Linked DNA regions of Mus musculus: region 2 is linked to region 1. Evidence: chromatin loops called from intact Hi-C (ENCODE). Cell type or tissue: gastrocnemius. All regions are shown on one strand.

Region 1 (5,000 bases):
GTCCTGGAAAAGCAGCAAGGTTCCCTTCCCTGCTGAGCCATCTCTCCAGGCCACCATACAAAGGTTTCCTTCGAGAGACTACCTTATGTCTAGCTGGGTGTGGCATCTGCTACTAAGAAGTCTGATGGCCTGTGGCTTAGGCAGGAAATAGCAGGCGAGACATGCGGGAGGAGAAGGACTTCTGGGACAGTGCCAGGCCTGGGAAGATTCACCCAGGAACGTGTGATGAGGCAGAGGCATGGTACCTGAGCACAGGATGCTCTGAAAGCATGTGTGGAGATGCCTGCCCAGGCTCTGTGTGACACTGAACAGCTAGGTCCACAAACACAGCAACACCCAAGGCTTGGACCATGAGGAGACTTACTTTGAATAAAGACAACAGTGAGCTCTTTGTGCTCTGTGCGAGCCTATAGCTGTGCTCCAGAGCCTATAGCTCTGCTCTGTGCCATTCGCATGAAGCTCCAGCTGAATGACTTCAAGTGCCACAGTGATTAGGAAGCCTAGTGTAAAGAAGTGGTGAATTGGAGGCTGGAACTTCAGTTGATTTCCACAGTAGGGCAGCAAGTCACTCCCAACAGTAAATCACACAGCTACTTTAAGAATACAATTAACAGTGTTTGCAAGACTAGATGATGATGCTGATGCTGACGATGATGATATGTCACTAATCGTGACACTGATAATAGCATTTATAAGGAATTCTTTCACAGTCCTATCAGAAAGTTACAATCACTGGCCCCAGGTTAAAACAATACATACTGCCAGGGAGTGGTGGCGTACGCCTTTAATCCCAGCACTCAGGAGGCAGAGGCAGGTGGATTTCTGAGTTCGAGGCCAGCCTGATCTACAGAGTGAATTCCGGGACAGCCCGGACTACAGAGAAACCCTGTCTTGAAAAACCAAAAAAATAAAAAGATAAAACAGTACATACTGGGTATCTGTCCTGGAAGGGGACTGAGCATCTGCTGGGAAAATATCAGGCACTGACAGAACCCAGCCCTGACAGAGCCACTCTGCCCCCATGTGATAAGGCAATGTGCACAACAACCATGCCTCTCCCGTCTCCCAACCTGTACACTGGACTAGACAATCCGTGCCTCAGTGTCTACCGGCCTCGAGGAAAAGACTCTGCTAGTGAATTTTCAGCTGCACGGCAGTAAGCAGCTTGCTCGGCAGGAGAGCTCAATCGGGTTAGCACGTGGGGGACAGGTGGAACACAAACAGCTATGCATCCTTCAGTCCATGGTTGGAGAAAAAGCGTCTCAGGGCCGCGGCATACTTCAACACTTAAGTCCTTCTTCCCTATTTCATGAAGCCATACAAATCTAAGAAGGGAGAAGTTCAAAAGAAACTAGAAAAGCAAACACACATACACAAACAAAATCATTTGGTGGGACGCTACCACGGAAGTCCTGTGAGCTGTGAAGATCCAGCTGAATGGTAGAATATTTACCTAGTTCGCGTGAGGCATGTGTCTTGAGACCCAGCATAGTCCAGATTCTCTAAAAGCTAGGTTCCTTTTGGCTTCGAGTCTCCCTGGTGGAATGAAATTCTCACAACAGCTCTGGGTCATTCAGAAAAATGTCAAGGCATGGGGCTAGCCTGGGCAAAATAACTGCCTGTTTCAATGCTGAGATTTTCAAGCCACAGAATCACTTCAGCTGATTAGAAATATCTTACAAAGGCCCAAAGCAACTTCTTGTATAGAAAAATGAGCCCCCATATCCTAACGCTGGGTAGAAAGAATCATGTTTAACCGATAGTTCCCAAATAATGGAAAACAGTCAAGTAGTCGATTCCATACTCAACACAATGAGATAAGTAAAAACTACAAAGTCAATTCAGACTCCAGTAACTTCACTGTCAAACCACCTGTCTTAGTCAGGGTTTCTCTTCCTGCACAAACATCATGACCAAGAAGCAGTTGGGGAGGAAAGGGTTTATTCAGCTTACACTTCCATACTGCTGTTCATCACCAAGGAAGTCAGGACTAAAACTCAAGCAGGTCAGGAAGCAGGAGCTGATGCAGAAGCCATGGAGGGATGTTCTTTACTGGCTTGCTTCCCCTGGCTTGCTCAGCCTGCTCTCTTACAGAACCAAGACTACCAGCCCAGAGATGGTCCCACCCACAAGGGACCTTTCTCCCTTGATCACTAATTGAGAAAATGCCTTACAGTTGGATCTCATGGAGGCATTTCCTCAAATGAAGCTCCTTTCTCTGTGATAACTCCAGCTGTGTCAAGTTGACACAGAACCAGCCAGTGCACCACCTAATGGTTTTAACCCTGTCCAAATTTGGCTTCACTTGGGCCCAGGCAGAGTTTGCTTCTGAAACACTAAGGGGGAAGAGGGGTCTCTCTGCCAGGTTTTAAGTTTGTCAGAGAACAATTTCTTGTTAATGTCCAGTTTACATTGAGGAAGTTGAAATTATAGTCTCCCTCCCTCAGCCTGTGAACCCCAGTTACGATGCCGTTCACTGCAAGGGGCAATCTTAGTTCCCTGAAACCTGCCATGGAGTTGTTGAAAAGAGATGGCAGCCAGTGCTTCACCTAACAAATACTCTGAAAGGACAAATGCTTTGGAAGAAACAGTAGGTTCTGCAGGCTGAGCCACGGCCTGGGGGAGGGGACAAATGAGGAAATCCAACGTGAATCCTGCTCAATGGTGTCATTCAGAGTCATGGCGCACAGTGTCCGCCAATGACACCATTCCCACACTCTGCTGGAGGAGAATGACAGAGCGAGGGAGGGCTGAGGAAGAAAAAACAAGGGAGAAGGATAGTTGCTCGCTGTAAGGGACTCTGAGCTTCAGTATCTGTGTGGTTCTATGGTCACTTCTGTTTCCCTCCACAGGCTGCTGTCACTTCAAGGTCTTGAGCCACTTAACACAAGTTAGCAAAATAATGTCATTGTGAAAAGAGAATAAAATTGTTCTGGACACAATCATTAGCAGTGGAGCGCCTTTAGACGGTGTGTTTAGTGCAATAGTGCAATAACGATGCTTTCTAGGCAATTCAATCTGGTTTTGCTCAAACTGTCATGATAATCACCTGCCTTTTTTTTCAGGGCTCAAAACATGAAAAATTCATCATGAAATGAGGGTCATTATAACAGTCCTTCAAAATTTAAAGATGCTTCACTGGGAATGTTGGTCAATGGCAGAGTGCTTGTATAAAACACTAGGTTCAAGCCTGAATCCCCCAGTGGTTGGGGAGGGGGAGGGAGAGGGAGGGAGCAGGAGGGAGGAGAATGGATGTGCACAGGAGCAAGTCAGGAAGAGGACGAAGTGACTAAGTGTTTCTCTAGAACAACCAACTGGCTTTGAGTATTAGTGTGATTTAACATTCCGGGGAGTGGAAAGCAGGTTCACACAAGGTAATTACACTCTCACTAAAACAGTCAAATGTAAAGGACTCACACTTGGCATAGCACAAACTAGCCAGGAGTCCACTCAGTAACCATGCTGCCCCGGCTGGGAGCAGGGTGGAGTAGAGCAGTTTCCTGTCTCTGCTGACGTCCTAGTCTAATCTAAGGGCTAGGGAAAGCCTGGCTTCCATTACCAGCCTATGCTGTGCCCCCTCTACCTGCTCCTCGCTAGCCCAGAGCAAAGTCAAGGTGGACGACTGGCAGCGGCCCAGAAGGCTGGCTCTAGGAACAGACAGACCTAAGGCTTTCCAGGAAGTGGAGTGTTTGTTTTGGCAGAAGGCTTCTGCGGAGAGCAGAGAAATGGCCCAGATAAAGAGATGGCATGTGTGGACAGGAAGGAAGGCTACCTGCCAGCGCCTCGGCTCAGCCGGGGACACGAAGAGAACGAGATCCACACTGCCCTGTATTAATTCCTGCCTGGACGCCAAGGCCAGAATTCACACTGATCACTGAGGCCCTTTCCTCTGACAGCTGTTATACAATTTTGTCTGGCCAAAGAAGAAAAACTCTTCGGTTTCTGGTGTAATGGGTACAGTGCGGTCTCCGAGGGACAGAATGCTGTGCCCTTTGGTGGCCCCCTCCAACACTTATGATTCATAGTTCACGGAAAGTATTGAGAAATATTCCATCAGAATTGAATCTGCTTTCACAGCGTGTTGTATGTTTCCTGTGTTTTTCTTCCTTCGTTATCACCAAGGACATTCCCATAAAAACAAAATCTTTTCCCCCCTAAGCAACCATATTCTTCAACATTAATCTGTGCTCGGCTTCCAAGCTGCTGTTTAATGATGTCATACAGAGTTTCTTTTTTCAGTTATGCCATAATGATGCACAGAGGAAGTTATGTGGCAAATCAGCTAAAGTGTAAACAAGAGGCTGACCTCAGGATGATTTCAGAGTTTTCAGAAAGGGCCAGCAAGCAGTTCTAACCTTTTCTCACTAGCAAGCAAGGAGGCGTCTGCTCAGTCCCAGAATCTACATTGAAAACTGAGGCAAGGTAGGACACACATGTAATTCCAGTGCTGGGGGGTGGGGAAAGAGACTGTAGATAGCAGGGCCACTGGAAAGACAGCCTCGCCTAGGCAAGCCCCAGGAAAAGGTGGGGAGACCTGCAGAATGATACCCAAGCTTGTCCCATCGCCTGGGTCTGCACACATGGTCACACACAGCCACAGATATCTACTAGCACCCATGTGAACATGCAAGCACACAAACATACACACACACGTGAAGGGAAACTGTCCCTCTTGGTCCCAGTACTCCACCGCTGTACCCCTCCTTTCCCAATAATGAGAATGAAGTCCTAACTTGTAAGCTAAGTCTAACCATGATGCTGGGCAAAAGGAATTTAAGTTGTAAACCAGTATTTCTGCTTCCCGTTATCTGCTGTCCTGAATCAACAGGTGCAGCACAGTTCCACTAGCAAGCTAAGAGGCCCCAGCTCCTGGATAACTCTTGTAACGTGCGGGACGGAAAACCACACGGCAGTCTTTGCCTCTCTCGGGTCATGAGCTCTCAGGACATGAAGCAATCGTCTTGGGCCTCAGGTTCCTCATGTGTCTGTCACACTCACTA
Region 2 (5,000 bases), 51 kb after region 1:
TCCTGTCTTCAACATCCCTCAGGAAATTCACTCATCCCAGATGAATTTCTACTGCTTTTTCTCCAGAGTTTAAGAAAATTCTGTGGCAAAACTTCTTGCCTCTACTCTCCTATCCTATTAGACATTTTAAAAGATACCTTCTGTGTATTCTGTATTCTTTCCTCTAATTTGGAAGCCAAAAATCAGAAAATATTAGTAATAATTTCCTCTAATCTAATTCTTACTTTAAGAGCGCATAGCCTGACTTAAAAAAAAACTCTAGAAATTGAAAATTCTATTTATTCCAGTCTAATTCTGCATAATTTAATCCCCCAAACACAGTTCTTTCTGTCAGCACCAGCTCTGTTCCATAAGAAAGGTAATGTCCTCACCGCTTAAGAGCCTGAGTACCATTTGGCCACTGTACATATATCCTCACGTGTGGATGAAGGAAATGAATAGAAAGCACTCCTTTTCTCGATCTTCAGAACAAACTTCTCACCTTCAGCATCACCCACTTCATAGAACACCCCTAGCACAGACAGAGTCACACATCCCCGACAGCTGCCTTCCTTCCCTACAGTTATCTTAAAAGTGATTCTTAGCAATCAATTACACTTCTAAACATAATCGTCAAGAAACGGGCTTCAGTAATCTCCCAAATAAGAACTATATTTAAACTGAGAAGGCATTTCTCAGGGATTCCAACTGCATGCCATGTGGCCTGAATCAATCCACATGACACTGAAAACGGCAAGCTCGAGGCCCAAGCTGAATCCAAGTTCTGCTCTGAATGACTCAATTTCTCACACCTCAGTTTATCTACAGTACATTTAATCCAGACGATGGACAGATGATGGACAGATTCCCTCCTACTCTGAGGGCCTTGGGACTTGGTTCACCTGGAATTAGAATCACCAATGAAGGAGAAACTCTCCCCAGACAGTACCTCAGTTAGCCACATAAACACCTGGTTGCTGAACAGCCATTGCTCAAGTCCCACCTTGGAAGATTAGCATTTCTGAGCTGCCAGCTGTTCCAGGAACATGACAAGGCAGGCAGCTTCCTGGTTCTAAGTCTCCTTTACTTGTGTAGAGGAAAATGAAGGGCTGGGGGAGGGGAGGGGTGGGGCAGCTGCAGGCAGAGGGCAGCACTCTGCTCTCTGGACTGACTCGACTGCCCCTGCTACCTGCTCTAATTATTCTAAGGGAGGGGGTCCCTGACTTCCTTCATGTGATACAAGAAGCTGGTGAGCAAGGAACCCTTTAGCTTTTACAGCCCCTGGCAAACACCAGAGATTCCCAATCATACTTTCACATCAGCATTGCGCTTCTGCCACAGGATGTGATTTCCCTTCTAGCACATTACTAATCGGCACTAATTTGAAAAACATAACTTCAGCATTTAAAATTTGCAATGGAAATTTTTAAAATATTCTTTAATCAGCAGCCCTGTTGGGATCATCCGTACTCTGTTTCTTATTTTTCAGGGTCCAAAGGACAAGGGAAGGCCTCCTGTCTCCATCTAAGTCTCTCCGTCTAAGTCTACAAAGTTTGTAGTTTCCACACAACAAGTTATGATCTCTTTACAACATCCACTCCAATATAGATTCAGTTAAACTCTCCAAATGGTACCCCAGCACACCAGCTTCTGCAGGCAGAGTCCTACCACAGCTAAAGCTAAGAGTCAGTCAGCTCTACCTGAGGGACAACAGTTCCCTGGGGAGCAGAGAGCCAGCCACAGCTAGGCTGGCAGCTTGAAACACAGCCACGGTAAGCTAGGTGCCCTACCTAAAAGCTGGAGGTCAACCATTTCTTTCAACATTTTATCTTATGGACCCCAAATAAAGACTCAATAATTATTTTCCCCATTCTGCCTGAATTCTATGCTAACTTAATCATGTCACCAAAATTATATCCCTGAAAGTATTGTGGAAGAAATGTCAATATCGACCCAGGTTCAAAGTAAGAAAAACTGCCAGGAGGTAAGAGGCAGAGGCAGGTGGATCTCTGTGTTAAAGGTCTATGGAGTGAGTTCCAGGACAGCCAGGGCTACACAGAGAAACCCTGTCTCGAAAAACTAACAAAACAAAAAAATTAGGGAGAACTAAATAGCACGAAGGTACATGCAGTGTCGTTTTTCTCCTGAATCCATCTAGGAGAGGACTGCCAATGTGGCATGGGACAAATACCATGTGTCATCCAGCAGGAAAAGGAACCCCAGTAGCAGGCGAGTCAGCTGCGAGGTAAACGGTGGAAGTCCTGAACACGTGACCTCAAAGCAGCAACCTACACAGGGAATCACAGCACCACTGAACACTGCTGAATATACACTTTTCTCAAGTTCTAGTGTTTAGCTGAGAATACTCTGGGCAACAGGGATCTGGAACAGTGTAAATCTTAATTTATCTAATAAAATCTCAATTTTACAGAGATTATAAGAACATATAAAATGCTATTAGCACATCACTTACATAATCCCTTCAAGTAAGAACTTTATTCAATTTTCACGTAAAGAGTCAAATAAAATTGGCTCTCCTGGCTAAGCCCATGATTAAATGAGCGTTTCATGAGGCTAAAGAAATTGTCGTATTGCTTATTCACCCACTTATTACCAACATATAAGCTGCTTTTCTAACTCAGCATAGTTTGAAACTCCCCAACCTAACACACCCTAGGAATTGCTGCCATTTATACTGAAGGGAAAGTCATCTCCAAATGTTAAGATTTCAAGGCAATAACAAATCTAACTATTCTCCCTGATAGTTTCACTTTCTTAAGCAATTGTTTTTAATCTTTGGTATTTTATAGCACTATTACAAATAGAAACACTGATTGTCTGACAAGAGATATATAAGCTACATCTTTATAGCCTTCGAAATGTTAGATATGTATTTGCAATGTTATACCTGGCTGTCAACCAATGTGGCCACGCCCTGTTAATGCCCAAACTCATTACCAGTTAACAAGGAAGATACTTCCCATTCGAAGTCCACAGACAGAGCACTGGGGTTGCTTCCTTTGTTTCCTTTAGGTGACTCTCTCTTCCCCTTTGCAACTGTCAGCAATTAAAACCACAAACTCCAAAAGGATGGCGGGCTCAGTTATCTAAGACACAAACAAAGCAAGTGCTATGGGGTTCAAGTGCCTGTAAGGACCAACCCAGACAGTGCCCATCAACACAATCTCATCCTTCTCAAACATGGCTACAGAGAGACCGTCTTCCACATTTAGTCATTTAATTAAACTATCACATGATGGCAAAAGTACACTTCCTTCAGTATTCCAGAGTAAGCAGAGAGAGATGGGGACTGTGCCACTCTGAGCAACTGCCCCTGCTGACCACCACTGGCTCTGCACTTCCACTAACATGAAGGCATGTCATAGAGCCAGGCCACTCAGTTTCTCAAAAGAAACTATGAATCCTCTTAACACCAAATGAAGCCCAAAACCCAAACCGAATCTATACACTCCATCTTATCATTCCAGGTTATAACTTCCATCTCCGAGAATGAGATGAGGCAGTCCACGGGATTCAAAGACACCCCGTCCCCCAGGCTGAGGCCGTGCTCTAAGACTGGCCTCTTCTCCTTGCAGCTCCATGTATATGCAACACAGACTTACTGAATCACTGGACAAACAGGACACCTACTGTGGACCAGTGCTGGGACAGACACTGGAGAAAGAAGCAAAGCCCCTTCTACGGAGAGCAGATTCCAGTGTGAGGAAGTAATTAAAGTAATAACTAAATTACATGTTATGCAAGAAAACAACACGTAAGATTAAAAAACACACAGGGCAACTGGAAAAGCCTCCCTCTTTTCTAAGATTAATTTTACTTGGGGAGCGAGGGTGCGTATGAATCCTGTGGACTGGTGTTACAGGCGATTGGAAGCCACCTGACACGGTACAGGGAATCACTCCGCCTCATACACTACAGAGGTTCTGTTTGAGGACATGGCTCGGTGCAATAAGCACCTACTTCATAAGCATGAAGACTGGGGTTCACATACAGCACCCACATCAGAAGCCTGGCAGGAGCAGAGTGCCCCAACCTTAATCCCAGAGCACTGAGGATGGAGATGAGAGAGGCTGTTTGGACTAGCTAAGTCAGCGAGCTCCACGCTCCAGTTCAGCACGATACCCTGCCTCAGGAAATAAAGTGGAGAGAGACTGAAGACACCAGCATCATCCTCTGGACCCCACACACGTAAACATGTATACACACATGTGCATTACACACATTAAAAAAATAGAAGACAAAGATAAAGTTTTACTTAAGAAAAAAAAAAAAAGCAGTTGGGGCTGGTTCTAGCCTCAGCAGGTTAGAACACTGGCTGTTCTTCCAGAGGACACTGCTTCAATTCCTAGCACCCACATGGTAAGTCAGAAATATATGGAACTGCAGTTCTAACACCCTCTTCTACAAACATTACAGACAGACATGCAGACAAAACACTTCAACACATAAAATAAGTAAACCTAAAAAAAAAATAGACAAGTCTTAGTAAGGCTTAAACCACAAACTCCAAAAGGATGGCTGTAGCTGTGGGCATTAACTTGAATGTTCCTCAGTTCTTCTGTCCACGAAGTGCACTATTGCCTGACCTATTTAACCCTTCCAACCCTCAAAAAAAAATGCCTTCATGAGAATACTGGAGTGCTTTCATAGTAAAGTCAGACTCTGCCTCTTAACTCTCAGCACGCACTGGGCCACCTTCTTAGCTGTCCTAAAGCCTTTGCAGATAACTGACCCTTCCCAAGCCACGGCCAGCCCACCTCACACACACACACCTCTAATCTGAAAATAGTTTTTAAAAAGACTATGAACAACTTCCGTAGTTTAAAAAAATAAAAGATCATAATGCTTGAGAGACAGCGTCCACCAAATGTGTGCATCCAAAGAGCTACTCCTGTTTTAACTTCACAAAAAGACGCATGGATTTAGTACTATCCAAACATGATGTGTGTACCCCCGGGTTTCTGTTTGTTCAATTTTAGTGTAATGTGGCTACCGCCTGA

Evidence for each region. A loop is a pair of places that touch in the nucleus more often than their neighbours do. Peaks named below come from ENCODE experiments on the same cell type or tissue, not always from the same donor. Only the 100,000 strongest peaks of a DNase experiment are listed, where the experiment ranks them.
Region 2: a loop joins it to region 1, with 2.0 times the contacts of the local background. A loop is called at or near these places in 4 of 42 quality-filtered maps.

The regions. Positions count from the first base shown.
Region 1 is chr3:27,613,016-27,618,015 of GRCm38, forward strand. The region is part of intron 3 of Fndc3b (fibronectin type III domain containing 3B); the gene reads right to left. Among named protein-coding and RNA genes, the nearest start is that of Mir3092, 31 kb to the left of the region's middle. In gastrocnemius, no CTCF peak of the experiment used is centred here; DNase peaks (open chromatin) are centred at 189, 2,683, 3,257 and 3,699; H3K4me3 peaks cover 891 bases; H3K27ac peaks cover 1,792 bases.
Region 2 is chr3:27,664,492-27,669,491 of GRCm38, forward strand. All of the region lies in intron 1 of Fndc3b (fibronectin type III domain containing 3B), which reads right to left. Among named protein-coding and RNA genes, the nearest start is that of Fndc3b, 43 kb to the right of the region's middle. In gastrocnemius, no CTCF peak of the experiment used is centred here; no DNase peak of the experiment used is centred here; H3K27ac peaks cover 761 bases.